Linked DNA regions of Mus musculus: region 2 is linked to region 1. A link is a loop called in an ENCODE intact Hi-C map of the cell type or tissue named here. Cell type or tissue: heart. All regions are shown on one strand.

Region 1 (8,000 bases):
GGAAGAGTGCAAACATGTTTGGGTCAAGGACACAGTAATAAGTCAGGCTAGAAAAATGAGGCAAATGGCCTCAGACCTACAACTCAAAAGGAAAGAGCTCACTACTTTTATCTTTACATGGAGAAACAACACATTTAAAATGTCAGTCCATACTCCAGGTTTCAGGACCTTCGGATTGTGTGGGGTACAGGATCCTGTGAGAGGGGCTCCACTGTGACACAAGGTCACTTACAAAGCCCTGTGACTGAGTTATAGTAAGTTCATACTCTATGCAGGGCTACGGTCACAGCCTGCCCGCATTCAGCCATGTGTGCACATGACCGACAGGGCTAACTTCTACCCCTCTATCTGCATCCTGGCCCTGGTATGGATTGGCCAGCCTCTTTCAGGGTAGGTGCTCATCAGTGTGTGGAAAGAGACCAGAGGTGACACAACCCGAGTGACTCAGAGAAGTTCCGGAAGTTGAAGAAATGCCACTTTGGGGCTGGAGACATGGCTTAGTTACCACTGGCCGCCTTTCTCAAGGACAGGGATTCAATTCCCAGCATCTACACAGCGTGCAGTGTATAACGTCAAGGGATCTGAAGCCCTCTTCTGGTCTTCACTTGGATCAGGAAGGCAAGTCAGGCACAGACAACCATGCAGCCGTAACACCCATACATGTAAGATTAAACAAACACAAACAAACTGAACGCCAGTTTCCTCTGTGGATGCAGAGCCTCTGAGACTTCTCACCTGCTTAGCATCCCCTCAACTCTGCTCTCTCCCCTCCTTTTTCCTTTGTGATGCTGAGGCCTTGAACACAGTGTTAGGTAAGCACTCCAGCTCTGAATTATATTCTCAACCCCTGTATGTTTGTTTTGAAGCAGGCTCTTGCTAGATAGTCCAGGCTAGCCTAGAACTGGAGTTCCTTCGGAGCGGCCTCTGAGGGCCAGGGTTGCAGGTGTCCAGCCCTGCACCATCTCACTCTGCTCCAGTCTTGCCCATTGTCTTAGACTGAGGAGATCACGCTGTCTGTCTGTTTCCTCTTACCCACGTGGTCCTCTCACAACTATTCAACCCGGCCCTCGTCCACTAGAGACGCCCCTGCTCCTACAAGCCAGGGACACTTACTGCAGAACACAAAAGCTATTCTGTAACCATCTCTGCTGGCCTCCAGCAACATGCTCAACCCAGGGTCCACGGCAGCTGGGTGGCCCCCCTTCTAACACACCGGCCATTGTCATGCCCTGGACACTTCCTGCCCAGCAGGCCATTAGCCTCATAAACAGGGGCCACACTGTGTTTCTTTTTCTGTGTTCTTTTAACAAACTTTTGCTACTGTTTTGTAAACCTCTTAAAGATTCATAATTTCCTTCTAGAATCTTCTGGAACTAAATGCGTTCAAGAATCCAGCGTTGTTAGATTTTTGACCATCTTTTTGTTAGGTATCGGGCCTCCATCAGATGCACAGAGAGGGCTACAGAGCAGTGTATGAAGGTTATATTACATTAAGAGAGAGAGAAGGAAAGACTAAAAATAACCTCATCTGGGGCAGGGCAGGGCTCATTGCTAGATGGATTCGGCCATAGCCTTACATGTAAACACTCACAAACTATCCAGCACTCTGTGCTTCCTGGATTCTGGACATGGACTGATTAGCCCAATGAGTGCTAGGCTGAATGACCACTGCTTCCATCCTCTTACTGCTGGGCTACAACAGTATCCCGCCTGGATCCCAGGCAGGCTCCAAATTGAGTAGGGGGACCTGTGGCTGGTATCTTGGAGTTGGAAGTGGATTCCCACCTCTTGGGCCCCTCCTCGACTTCTTTACATCCCTGTTCTCGGGGTTTGGTGTTTCTCCTTCCTTTGCCCAGGATGCAGGCACTTGGTTCCTGTCCGCTAGAACCAGCCCAGGGCTGACTTCCTCCTCCTGCTTGCCTTCTATGGTCTGCCTGGGCCTCTGTTCTGAACACTCATGTCTCAGAAGCTTTCTCTCCTCCCTGAGCCTCCCTTAAGAGGGCTCCAAAGTGGCCCTGCAGGTTCCCTCCCTAGGCCTACAGGTTACAGCTCCAAAAGCCTCCTTGACTGCCCAAGTTTAAGTAGGGACATAGAATAAACATTATAAAACAGACAGGGGAAAAAAGCCCAGCAATTCTCAGCAAGGAACTGACATTTTACAAGTCTGTCATTGGAATAAAAGTTTACTTAGCCTTCCTAGCACTTGGAGGAAGCTCCCCCAGTCAGAGCAGCCTTGCCTCGACTACTCTTCCTTAAAGACCAACTAACTACAGGATTAACTCCTACCTGGAGAATGAGTGGCTGAGGCTCAGTTTTTATCAAGGTCTCACAAAAGCCTGCTAAAATGGGAACCTTGGGTCTCCCCCTCTCTCTGGTATCAACTCCATAAAATACATGGTTTCACAGAGTACAATTTACTTTGAAATATTCCCACTAATAAGCAACCACAGCCATGGATAAGGCGCGCGGGGGTGGGGGGGGTGGGTGGGTGATGCAGGCTTGTAAGCCCGATAGTGGAAGGGTTGAGACATGAGAATCCTGAGAGCAAGGCTAGTTTGGGTTATGGATCCTGCCTGAACTCCCAGACCCCAAAACTATAAACTACACAGGCTGTAACAACCAAAAATCCCCCAACTCCCCGGTGCCCAATTTTCAATCACCGTCGTCCTCATCCACTGTCCCTACGTAAGTTCGGGAAGTAAAATATGCGTAAGCACCTTGCCCAGACACAAGTGGCTTCTGGCACCCGCCGAAGTGGATCTGGGGCCCTGGATCCTAGAGGAAGGTGTTCCTGAGGTCAAGAACCTGTAAACCCTCCAAGCCACTCATGGCAAGGTGGTGCGGCTGGATGAGGACCCAGGTGCTGTACTCGGTAAAACACCAAACCAGCAGTTCCCTGTGAAACTCTACACCACCCTCAGATCTCAGACCTCGGTTGGGTCCTGGCCAGAGCCAGCCAGCTGGGCAAAGCCTGCCTAAAGACCATCACTAGGGGTGGAGGGAGAGCCCACTCTCCTTTTCGTCCTTGAGAGGAACATTGGAGCATAAAATGTACTTTTCAGAGCTCCGCCTACGGACACCTTACACTCAGCCAACCACCTGATGGTAGGCAGGAGCTGCCCTATATCAGGATTTTCGAGTGGCCCAAGCCCACTCGCCTCTACTCCAGCAGCACCACGGTAGCTGAAGGGGCCACTGTCCTTGACCTTAGAACCAACTGAGGGACCCAGGCGGCGGTTGCTGGCAGGCACAGGTCTGAATCATGTCTCCCTCTTACCAGTCTTTGCGCCTCTGGACTCAGACAGTCGATTTCCTTGTTTTGCGCGCCCTCTGGGCTGGTCATGTTGCCGAAGTGAAGTGCAGACCAACTTCCCACCCAAGAGTTCGCGCGGAAGACCCGCTCCCTAGTCCACAGGCAGAGGGTTCTCAGTGAGGCCACATTCTGGGATCCAGGAAAGCCGTCCAGGCAGAAGTAGAACTTTCAACGATCCCCTGGGCGCACACGCTCGGACGCCCAACTCCGAGGTTCCCTAGCTGGGGTGCGGCCGGCGGGGCGGGGCGCAGGTGGCTCCCGGCCGGGGGCGGGGGTGGCAAGAGAGGAGCCGGGGGCATACTCCGCCCCAGCCCCGCCCAGCCTCTCCCCACGCCCCACCCACCCTATGCCCGCCTCTCCTTCCTTCCCAGCCCCTTTCCCGCGCTCTTTCCAGGGGGTTGTACCCCTTCCTCTATGGTTCCACCCAGCCTGTGTCCATCTGCTTCCAACTTTCCTTCCTCGCAGCCACATTCTGCCACTTTAGTCGTCGGCTTCGCCCACGATGGCACTCTCAGCCAAAGCACTCCTACCATGAGGTCCACTCGGGCCCGCCTACCCGGGACCCCAGCTCCTCCTCCGTAGCCCCACCCACGCTCCTCCTCTTGCACCGCCTCAGAGCCTCCGGAACCGCCTCCCTCCCCTCCAGACCGCTCCTGGCCAGCAAGCTGCTGTGCCATCAATCACCACCCAGTCCCTGCGGCAGACACCGGAAAGACTGAGGGAAAGACCCTGGGGACCCCACCCTTGGCCACGCCCTGGCCGTCCCCAGCTGAGTCAGCGCGGGAGACCAGCCCAGGCCTAGGGAGGCGCGCCTTCGGTTAGGACACGCGTGGCTTTAGCTGGAACCACACCGCATGAGCCTCTGCCAGAGCGCAGCTGCGCCCGTCACTACTGTCTTCCGAGCCGGCACGGCTTTGGGGACCACAAAGCTACCGCCCATGACCACGCTGGACAGGAGCGAGAATCAAGCGGAGGTGACAGCCGCGATCCGATAGGGAGCGTCGAGGAACTAGTATCCACGCTGGACAGTGACCCGACTCGCAGCACGCGCCTTCCACGTCCACTGGGCAGGAGCACCCCTGATTTAAACTTAAAGCCAAGCGGGCAAGCAACCAGAAGGTTCCAGTGTTGTGCGCTATGGACAGGAGCACATGGCCTGGGTGACCTGTTTTCTCCACCCTAGAAGAGCCTTCTTCGGGCTCAAAAGGAAAATCAGAGGGCCCCCTGCCTTGTTTCTCTGTACTGGAGACTCCAGAAAGATCTAGAGAAGCCAGTCACATCTGAGCCCGGCTGACACGCTTTTTTGGTAACAAGGAACCAGTGTGCGCTGGCTTATGCACATGTGGGGCAGCAGCATTCTGGTACTAAGTCTCTGGGTAGTGCTTCGAAGGACTGGGTAGACCAGAGAGTAGACACAGAAAGACGAGTTCTAGGGGGCAGGATGGCCTGGACCAAAGGGATGAAGGGGACCTAGTTTGAGGAGTACTATGCAGGCCGAAAGAAAATGGGTACCAAGCTTTGGTGAAGTGTTTCAGATGAGGAAAACTTCCTGGGAAGGAGAAGACCTGCTCCCAGCAGTTGGTTTCAGCATCACAGTTTACAAACAAAGCTCTATCAATCAGAGAGAATAGTTTTGGATAACACCGTAACGGCAAGGGCTGTGGAATTTCTATGGGGGTCCAAGTAGTTTTACTAGGACTAACTTTACAGGTGAGAGTGGAATCCAGTTAATAACACAGCCTGAGAGAGTCGGGTTACTGTATTCTCACCTAGATAGGGAGAATCTAAGCCTCTGGCCATGTGGAACCCTGGGACTTCCCCACCACAGCAGCCCAGGGGCCAGCTTGCTTTGCTCTGCATGTCCGGAGACAATGTCTGAAGAGATTTGTTATTAATTTGCAGAGCATATCCCCAGAACCATGGAATCTGTTGGCTTCTAGCAAGCTCATAAACAACAAGGCTCTGTCTCTGCCTGGTGTCTAGGAAAGAACATCACCCTATACCGTCCTAGCCTAGCGGCCCTTCCAATCTTCCAGCCCACTCATTGCTGCCTCCTCTCGCACAGAAAGAAGGAAGCAGGGCCATAAAACTGAAATGGCTGAGAACTGGAACTGGGCTGAGCCAGAGAAAAGGATAATTCCTCCCCTCACTCCTCCCACTGTCTCCCTGGGGGTGGGGGGGACGGACAGTGGGAGGGAGCAGGACAGTGAGATTCCTAGCCTCAAGAGTTGGGATACACCACCAGCCATAGAATAGCGATAAACACATAAAAGACTTGCGATTCCACAGAATGGCAACATGTTATGGCAGCCAGCACCCTAACAGCCTGCTCTCTCAGGTGCCACATTTTGACTCAGGTGAACCCAGTCTGTCCTGTTTGGTGACAGACGTGGGCGGTTCCCAGCTCCAGAAATCTGGAAATCCGTATGTTTCCTATCGACCCTTGGCAGTGCCATTTAAATCTAAATGCTATGTCCTGGTTACACTTGCATGTAATCTACTTGGAGGGTGGAGGCAGGAGGATTGAGAATTGAAAGCCAACCTTGGCTTTTACACCAAGTTTGAAGCCAGCCTTGGCTACCTGAAACACTGTCTCCAAAAACAAACAAACAAAAAAATCCCACCCAGTTCTAGGGAGGCAGCGGCAGGCATCTCTCTGAGTTCTCGGCCAGCCTGGTATATAGATAAAGTTCCAAAACAGACAGGGCTGCAGAGTTTGACCCTGTCTTAAAACTAAATAAAAAGTAAATGAATCGACCTATGTTCTGACAAAGGGTAAAGACCCCAAACTACCTTCCATTAATTCTTATGCCAGTCCCTCTCTGATGCCCCTCTTTGACAGCCCCCCAACCCGACATCAGCCTTTTTAATGTTTTGCAAGGCACAGCAAGGTTTATGAGTGTGAAGGGACTCTACAAACTTCTGGAATGTGGGAAGGTATGAACATTGACACCCGGTAGAATGGGGCGTCTACATAAATGTTCACCTCAACAGAACTCTAACGGTGTCTTGGCAGAGCGATAGGAAAGCCTCTGCTTGGAAAACCTCAAGCCTCCTAAGCACACGAAACATCAGGCAGAAGGCCCCAGGACACCTTTGAAAGTGCAAGGGGAGCCTCACTGGGTGCACTGGACTGACATCTTGATGGTATCAAAGGTCTTTGTCTTTCCTCTGTTCAGATGGTATCATGTAGCCAATGCTGTCCTTGAACTCTGGAATCTCCTGTTTCCATCTCTAGACTGCTGGGATTCAAAGAGTGTGCCTCCATGCCCTGTAGGGCCCAGGGTCTTCATATAAAAAGCTGTGAGGTTGATGATGCAGCTCAGTTGTCTCCTTTTGGTAAACATGGCCAATAGGCAGCCATTTCTAATAAGCTGGCTTTGCATTTGCAGCCCCTTCCATATGGCCAGGCCCTGACCGACCTGTGAGCTCACAGATTTGTCTTGGTGATACTATTTAAGCCCTGTATCTCTTTTTTGTTTGTTTGTTTGTTTGTTTTTCGAGACAGGGTTTCTCCGTATAGCCCTGGCTGTCCTGGAACTCACTTTGTAGACCAGGCTGGCCTTGAACTCAGAAATCTGCCTGCCTCTGCCTCTGGAGTGCTGGGATTAGGCCCTGTATCTCTTTCTGTGAGCACACAGTAGGTTTTAGGAAAGATATGTCCCTACCATGCTTATGGTGTATGTGTGGGTATGTGTATATGTGTGTGTTATATGTGTGTTGTATATGTACATGTTGTATTTGTGTGTGTGTTGTGTGTATGAGGTATGTATATATGTGTATGGTGTATGCATGTGTGACTGGTGTGTGTAATGTATGTGTGTGTGGTATGTGTGTGTGTGGTATATGTGTACATGGCATGTATGTATGAAATGATGTACATCTGAGTGTATTGTGTGGGTGTGTATGTTGTATCTGCGTGTGGTGTATGTGTGTGTAATGTATGTGGGGGGATTGGTATGTGTCTGTGTGTATGGTGTGGGTGTGTCCTCTGTGATCTCAGAGAAAAACAAATGTCTGGAGTCTCAACATGAGTTCTCAGGTGCACAAGATCATGCTCAGGAACCTAATAAAGAACTCCGAGAACAGAACAAACGGTAAAAACAATAGCCTGCATTGTTGGAGGGCCATAAGTATCACAGCTCAGCCACAGAGTGAGCCAGACTGGGGCTCCACCCAAGCCCCGTTTACTCTGTCTCCCTGGCATCTGTTGCTAGGCTCCCTAGCTTTGTCTTCCTCTGTGGTTTGGGCTGCAGGGTGACCACAGAAAGAGGCAAAGGCAAGGCACGGTGGCTCTCCGCTCCCATTAATCAGGTAACCAACTTAAAATAATTTCTCACCATCACAACCCTGGTGTTTCTTTTTCACAGACATGAATCACCAGCCCCATCGACAATGGGCAATAGAACAAACACCTCCAATGGCTTGCACACACAATGGGTCTACATATATGTTCTTGCTTTGTTTGGATCCTTAGACAATTCCCTAGAAGCCATAGCTGGGACTATATACTATGATAACTGGGGTTTAGGCCATCACCCAGGCTTGGTGTGACGCCTTCCGTTCGCAAAACACTGAGGTTTACTGAAGTGCTGCAGGATATCTAATCACACCGGGAACCCCAAGACTGTTTTACTTACTGAAAATACCTGTTTCTAGTTATGGTGTGGCTCAGCCTTTAGCACAC
Region 2 (8,000 bases), 49 kb after region 1:
TTTTCTGTTATTTTGTTGGATTTTTCTTTTCTTTCTTTTCCTTCCTACCCCCCCCCCCCGCCATTATTCTATTTTGAGAAAAAGGTCTTGCTAGATCACCCTGGCCATCCTAGAACTTGCTATATAATCCAAGCTGGCCTTGAGCATGTAGCAATCTTACTACTTCTGCTTTTCAAGGGTTAATATCACAGGTGTGTGTGTCCCTAAATCCAGCTCAAAAATCCTACTTTTTTTAAAACTCCAAACTAATGAATGATTTATCAGTTTTGTAGGGAGACAGTGAGTTCAAGACCAGCCTAGACTACATAGTGAGACTCTGTATTTGTAGAAAAGTAGAGAGAGAGAGAGAGAGAGAAAGAGAGAGAGAGAGAGAGAGAGAGAGAGAGAGAGAGAGAGAGATTAAAAGGAAAAAGGGGGCTGGTCAGATGGCTCAGTGGGTAAATACACTTGCTCTTAGACTGACAACTTGAGTTTCATCCCTGGAATTTGAATGGTGGAGAGAAGTGACACACACGTTGTCTTTTGACATTTGCCCTGTGGTTGCACATGTGTGCATTCTCTCTCTCTCTCTCTCTCTCTCTCTCTCTCTCTCTCTCTCACACACACACACACACACATAAAATAAATCCGTGTGATCTGAGTACAGCGGCACACACTTCTAAACCCAGCACTTAGAAGGCAGAGGCAGGAGGATCTCTGTAATCTCAAGGCAGATCTGATTTATGTCTCAAAATAAATAAATACACAGAAAAAAACAAAATTTTAAAGGAAGAATCACAAAGTGAGGAAAAGGATGAGGGGCAGGAGGGAAACCTCAAGAAATCAAAATTAAATATAGTTCAGGTATATTTAGTAGGAGTAGATTAACTTGAATTCTGTTCCAAACAATCTAACAAAAGACAGAGGTGTAGAAAGAACAAAAGGAAGATCAGGTATCCTGCTGGTTGGTGGGGTGGGGATACCAGAAATGTCACAGAACTTTTGGATAGTCATTTCCAGATTCAATGAAGCCAGTTATGCTTGATACACATGGGAAAAGCCTAGGGTAGGAAGAACAGTGATTGCTACAGGGTCCAGAGAATAAAAGCAGGTTATGAAGCTGACCGTGGGAGAGACTAAAATTCTCAGAGCAACCCTCAATGCTAGAACAAAATAGGAAGAGGCCCTAAGATGATGGCAGAAATTAATTTTTAATTTTGCTTTTCCACATTGACTTACTGGCTTGGTAGGTAATACAGGCACGTCCCTGACAAACCTGCTTTCGCTACTTCCCACGCTCCTCCGCTGTGGCTCTGCCGGTGTTCCTTCAAGCGAATGCCGACAAATTGCAGCTTTCCCCCCACAGAGGACCGAGTGCCACCTTCACTTTCTGCACAGGGTTCTTTTCAATTAACAATGCCAACTGGAAACCACTTCAAAGGACACAGAGTAACCATTGGCATTCTTTGGAAACTTATTTTTAACCTAGACCTCTATATACAACCAAACTATCAATCAAGTGGGAGGGTAGGATAGGAGGCTTTTGTAGACGTGCAAATATTTGGAAAAGGGGACCTTGTTCAGAAGGACCTGTTCCAGCAAAACCAAGTTTAGAGCCATAAAAGACAATTACAATCCAGGAAATGGGGACTCACACTCCCCCACCCCCCGCCAAAAAGATCCATCCTTTAGAGCTGTAAGAGGGAGCAAGAGCTGAGGGGGTCAAAGCCCGAGGACACCCAGACCTGACTGGGAGGATTGTGGGGAATAGATAGAATGGGATGATGGCCTGACTTGTCTAATTATATTACAAACGGGACCACAAAGGGCTTGTTAAGACTTTGAAGAATTACAGATCATAGACATGGGCACAGGCAAGCAGTTTAAATAAAAAGAAACAGCTACTTGTGCTGCCTGGCTCCCAAAGTGATGGGTGCTATGTAATACGGTCACTTCCACCGGCGTTTCCTGAGTGCACTTTGGCCATTGCCCTGAGACCTTTACCTGACATCTTTCGTTTGCTCTCATAATCACCTACCTCATGGGAAGTGGACTGTTAGTATTTCCCTGCTGTACTTATAGGAGGTCCAAGTGCTCATATAATTGCTTTTGACCATGGAACAAAGGACAAATCTGAACCCATGAAACCTGATTCTAGCATCTAATATCCTCAACCTACCATGACATTATGCCAATGAGTATATTATTTAACCACAACAATAGAAATACAGGATGAGGATGTGGGGGAATGGCAACTTGTCTCCACGGATACCCACTCTCAATCTTCTACCCAGGAAGGCAACAGACAGCATCTAAGCTTGATAAACCTATGAAGAATAGTTTTATAAGCTGCACTTTAATAATGGAATATCTACATATATGCATAATATTTGTGAAAACTGTGGCACTCCCCAGGGACATTCAGGGACTTATGGGCCCATTAAAATATTTGGCTTTTACAGGACAGTGGCAATGGATCATTTATGAAAGTATCTTTTACATTCTAGAAACTGGAACTTTTGCTGGACCTCACAGTCATATATATATATATATATATATATATATGTGTGTGTGTGTGTGTGTGTGTGTGTGTGTGTGTGTGTATGTGTGTGTGTATACATATATACACGTGTGTGTATATATATTATATATATATACACATATACGCGCGTGCGAGCGCGCACGCGTGTGTGTGTGTGTATACATATATACATATATATATGTGTGTGTAGTTAATAATATACCTTGAGGTCATGTAAGACTCAGGACTGACATCCTGCTGTGGACTCAGCAGTTTGCTTGATCTGCCTTTAAGAAAACAATGTAAGGGGCTGGAGAGATGGCTCAGTGGTTAAGAGCACTGACTGCTCTTCCAGAGGTCCTGAGTTCAATTCCCAGCAACCACATGGTGGCTCACAACCATCTGTAATGGGATCCGATGCCTTCTTCTGGTGTGTCTGAAGACAGAGACAGTGTACCCACATATATAAAGTAAATAAAAATCTTAAAAAAAAAATAAAAGAAAGCAATGTAACAATCAACCTGACTTGCCTTGGATTTCCCATGTAACCAGCTTCTATAATCCAAGCTAATGCATAACTATAATCTTAAATTATGTATTCTCCCATGCTCCTGCCCCAGAGAACAATGTGTGTATTACGCTAATTATTTGCTGAAAACAGCAAATATAGGTTGAAAATAATCTTATAAACCAAGTATCCACCATTAATGTTGCCAACAATATTTGTTTATTGCTTAGTGAAAAATGTTTATACTACTGTCTGTAAGTTGGGGTTAGCTGGAGACTGTGACTTAATCCCTTGTAAAACTCTGTTAGAGATTTCTGTAGAGTGTCCTTCATTCCTTCCCCTTGTGATGTTTTCTGTGCTGGTCAATAAAAGACAGAGCAAAGCCCTTTGTGAGACATATAGAAACTAAGACACAAGGACAGATTCACAGGACAGTACTCAGGCGCAGGTTCAGACTCATACTACAGGCAGACTGGGATAACGGGAGATAGAAGAGAGCAAAATAGAAACTTGCAATCTGGACAGACTCTTGGTTAAATGACATCAAGTGGGCAGGGCCTTGATTTCTCTCCTTACTGTGACACGGAGGCAATACTGGTGACTGAGTTCATCATTAGTGCTTTCAAATCAATACACACAGCAATGTAAGAAGCCATGTCTCACCAGAGAAGTGTCAGGGTCTGACAAGTATTGAAAGAACAGTTCATGATCCAAAGAGACAGACCAGCATTAAGACCTCTAATTGCTTCCACAGTAGACCCAGGTTTGGTTCCTGGCACCCTGAATGGTGCCTCACAACTGTCTATAACTCCAGTTCCAAGGAATCTAAGACTTTCTGGCCTCCTACATTCACATGGTACACATAAACCCACACAGGCACACATAAATAAATAGAAATTTAAAAAGAAAACCCTAAAGTTACAAAACAATTAAGAGAACCATCCAGCTGTGTTGGTAATGGCCCGAGAACATGAATAACAGCAAAACTGCATATTCGTTTGCTGAGGTAAAAATTAAAGCTCTCCAGACGGGGGCGTGAAAGGAGGAAATCCTGGATACAGGAAGGCAGAGAGCACTAGTGTCTGCCTCATGAAAGGTTACACTGAGGGCTCACAGGTCAGCTGGGGACAGCTGTCCCAGGGATGGGTGAAGCTGACCTGAGCGTAGGCTGTCATCTGCAATGAGGCTTTAGACAGGACATTAAATGAATGCTCTACTCTTCTGATGGGACTTAGTATGCTTGTGGGATGAAGCTTCTGAGAATGGCTTGCTCACAGTTGTCCCCTTCTTCCTTTTGTGTCCCACACTTAGATGAGACTTACAGGTGACAACCTTGACTACAGTCCAGGACTGTGGTCTTCACCATTCAGTCTAAGGTCTCTTCAGCCTTTCATAGGAAAACCCCAACGCTGAGCATGGAGCTAGGAGTCACTTAGACGGTCCACAGATGGAGGAAGAGACAGCTGGCTCTGATAGAAATAGCTATGGGTGGGGCCTGGAGGCCACCAGAGACAGCAGAGCGGTCCAGATGAGACTCTGAATCCTCTCAGCTTCTTCCATCTTTCAGAAATCACATCAACAGTCCAAGCTCACAGACCCAGGAACTCCTGCTTTGGCCATTCATAATACCTCACAGATGATGCCCAGCCCCCAGATCTGTGTCTCTTTTAGGAGGGCCACCCAAGATGGCTATATTTGAGGTGGGGCAGCTCTTCACATTGGACAATGAACAGCCACATGTTCCCCCACCCTATGGAAGGTGGGGTACCACCACTTCCTGACTGCACAGTAATAGCCTAACCACCCTGGGTGGCACAGCCAGCCAGTGTCCACTAGGTTTTTATGAGTTGACTAGTCTTGGGAAACAAAGGCATCCGACTGAAGTTAAGTGGCTGGGTAGCAAAAAGGACTGTTGAATTCAGGCCCTAGTGTGCTGTCACAGTGGGGGTGGGGTAGGGCATGGGAACTATGACAGAGGCCAGGAGTTTGTCATGATAGCTGAATTCTTCCCAGATCCCTCAATCCAAGAAAGCCACGTCACCTTGGTGCCAAAGGTAGCAGAGGTAAGGGTCTAAAATGAGCTAGACCCATGAACACACCCCAACCTATTGATATCCCAATGGCCTTGAAGCTTGAGCAAGCAGATGTATAGACAGGCTCACCTTACACAGGTAGAGTCCTGAGGTCTGCTTGGGAGGATGAGCAGAGCACGTGGATGGACTATCTCAGTAGGATTGCCCAGCCCAGGAGTGGTGCTCACAGCAGGTCTCCTAGGAGACAAGCCTGCAGCCTGCACATGGCTGCTAGTGGTTTCCTGCAGGAGCCCTAGAGGCAAGCAGGACGGAGCATGGGCTCAGCAGCGGAACATAGAAGGTACCATCAGCCTGTGAGTCTAGGACAGGAAGTCTCCAGGGTGGGAGAGTGACATTCTCTGTTCTAACATGTGTGAGCTAATGGCTGCAGGTTGCCTTTCCCAGGAGCTCTGCTGGGGAGAAGGGTGGGGGTATCTTCTATGTATCAGGAACTTTGGTCCAGAGAAGGTGAAGCTGGGGGTGGGCTCTGAGTTTTCAACATTCAGGGCTCCTGGACCACATGCTAGGAGGATCCCCTCACAGTGGGTTCCCTGGACAAGAGGCTTCAGAGACAGTTATGGCCATTCTTAATACCTTACAGATGATGACCAGATCTGTGTCTCTCTTAGAAGAACCACCCAGATCCCCCTCCCCTTCCTGTCTTGTCCTGCTGAATGTGGAAAGGCATCTCGTGTAGGCCACAGAGGGAGGAACCAACTCACCACCCAAGATGATGGGCAAACCCAAATGAAGCCAGCTGCTGCGACTGTGGCATTGGAAAGCCTTGGAGAGGACACTGAACAACCTTGGACAGAGCGCTGAGGGGGAAGCCCAGGCCCCCCTAAAGTCCCTGGCAGAAGGTCCACATGGGAGGAAGGAAGACTCAGCCTGGAGATTCACCTTATGAAGACTTCAGCAACACCTCTGCCCATATGTGAGACCTGGCACTCCCAGCCTCCTAGAAGGCCATGCCTTACTGTCTGGAGACTGATGGCAGGCCCCTTCCCCCAACATCATGCTAGAATTTCACCTCCTAAAGATGATCCAGTCAGTACTGATATGCCAAAGGCATATTAAATGACAACCCATCTATTTGCTGGACTGGAGCCAGATAGGACCTGTGGAAATGGAAAGAGACAAGGCAGACTGTGGGGGAAAGGGCACTGAAAGGCTCTGTTCTTTCTCAGAGAACTTCCTAGCTCCAGGAGAACTGCACTCCTATTCCATGCCACTGAGTGAGTCCCTTGCCTGTATGACCCAGGTCTCCTGATGACCTTGGCTCAGGGTCTCCATTTGTCTTCCTGAAGGCAACGTTCTGTTCCTCCTACCGCTCTTATAACCACTCCACCTCCACTCAGGACTATACAGCTTCCTAAAGGATTGGGGCAGGGATGCCCAGTCCTTAGTTGGCATGTGCACAGGACAAGGGGCCCTCCCCAGATCCAGGCCTGGCATGGATAGCCCTGTCTCCCTTTGCCACAGGGACTTCATGGAAGCCAGTCATCTGTGGTCTCAGAATTCGGAGCAGGAAAACTCTAGAGACCTGTAGAGGTTCCTCAGAAAGCTGCAACTAGGTCTGTAGAGAGATGCAGACAGAGGGTACTACAATTCAGGGATCCATCCTGGAATGACCCCTTGGCCGAGGCTAAAGTCAGTGAACTTCCACACAGCACCTCTGCCTGTGGATGTGGTCAGCATACAGGAGCCTGTAGTACTGAGATACAAGCACTAGCATTCTCGCCTGGGAGTCCCATACTGTGCTGCTATGTGTCTCTTGTCAAGTGGTCAGGACTTTTGTCTGGCTGGTAGATACATCCTTCAAGAGCTCAAGATACCATTTCCTCCAGGAAGCAGCCTCTGATGTTATCTGCTAGCTGGAATTCTCATTCCAAACCTTCAGACCCTTCCATGACCCTTCTGATCAGATGGGATCTTCTACAGGGACTGTTGATCTACAGGTTCCCACCCACTCTTCTTTTTTGTGAGATAGCGTCTCACTTTGTAGCCCAGACTGGCCTCCAAGTCCGCAAACATTCTCCCAGCTTGCCCTCTCCCGTGCTAGGTGACAAGATAATTCTACCCACATTGCCAGACCCCCTTTTTGATCCAAATCCTTGCTAGTTTTCCTGCTAACTCTTGGCTGTTTAGGATTAACTGTTGGATACCATGATCATGGATTCAAGAGTGAATTGGAAACCAAGCTGGAGACAATTTTACTAGTGTCCATAAGAACATTAAATTATTCAGGGCATAGATATTTGCCACCTGAATACTGATTTAGCTTCACAGTTGGCCAACAGAATTCAATTTGTACCAGAGCAGACAGCATCACCTGCTCCCTCCAGTCTTTTCATTGAATGCCCCTGGCTCTGGGTAAGTGCCACATCTGTGGTTGACTTTCACCATTGGTTTGTCTTATTCGGGGGTGCACTCATTTCATGCATTGGTTGGAAATACTTTGCCTGCTGTTCCTTTGTGTGTCCCCTAAGCCTCAGGAAATCTGCCTCTCTTTCAGAGATGAGACCAGGGCTGAGGGGGTGGGGGCTGGGAAGCTGGCTTTCCTAGACCAGCACAGTTAGTATTGAGTGGTCCGACCTGTCTGGAAGCTCAGGTCTGACTCCTGCCTGTCTTTATAACTGCTGACTGCGGTTCCCTGGGTGTAAGGCAGAACCATCCCCTGGCCTCTGCTTCCAATCTATTTTTATACCAACCACCCGATAAGAGGTTGGCTTACGAGACTCCCAATCTTCTCATTCCTTTGTCCTGCAACCACCAGGATTTATGGGGCACTCTGGCCCTCCCAGGGACACTTATTTGCTGGGTAGTCACAGAGCCACATAAGAGACTGTTGTAACCAGGAAATTATATTCAAACCACTACATGTAGCAAGGGTCTGTATTTAGCCAAAGGTCCTGTAACC

Evidence for each region. Peaks named below come from ENCODE experiments on the same cell type or tissue, not always from the same donor. Only the 100,000 strongest peaks of a DNase experiment are listed, where the experiment ranks them.
Region 2: a loop joins it to region 1, with 1.9 times the contacts of the local background. A loop is called at or near these places in 3 of 42 quality-filtered maps.

The regions. Positions count from the first base shown.
Region 1 is chr1:91,049,001-91,057,000 of GRCm38, reverse strand. Lrrfip1 (leucine rich repeat (in FLII) interacting protein 1) reads right to left here and starts at 3,557. Exons shown (of 25, transcript NM_001310732.1): 1 at 3,278-3,557. The coding sequence starts at 3,343. In heart, a CTCF peak has its summit at 4,029; DNase peaks (open chromatin) are centred at 1,040, 1,890, 2,950, 4,070 and 1 weaker place; H3K4me3 peaks cover 4,889 bases; H3K27ac peaks cover 5,443 bases.
Region 2 is chr1:91,000,204-91,008,203 of GRCm38, reverse strand. It overlaps a transcript of Lrrfip1 not described here. Among named protein-coding and RNA genes, the nearest start is that of Rab17, 35 kb to the right of the region's middle. In heart, a CTCF peak has its summit at 4,029; DNase peaks (open chromatin) are centred at 6,903 and 7,703; H3K4me3 peaks cover 1,750 bases; H3K27ac peaks cover 3,370 bases.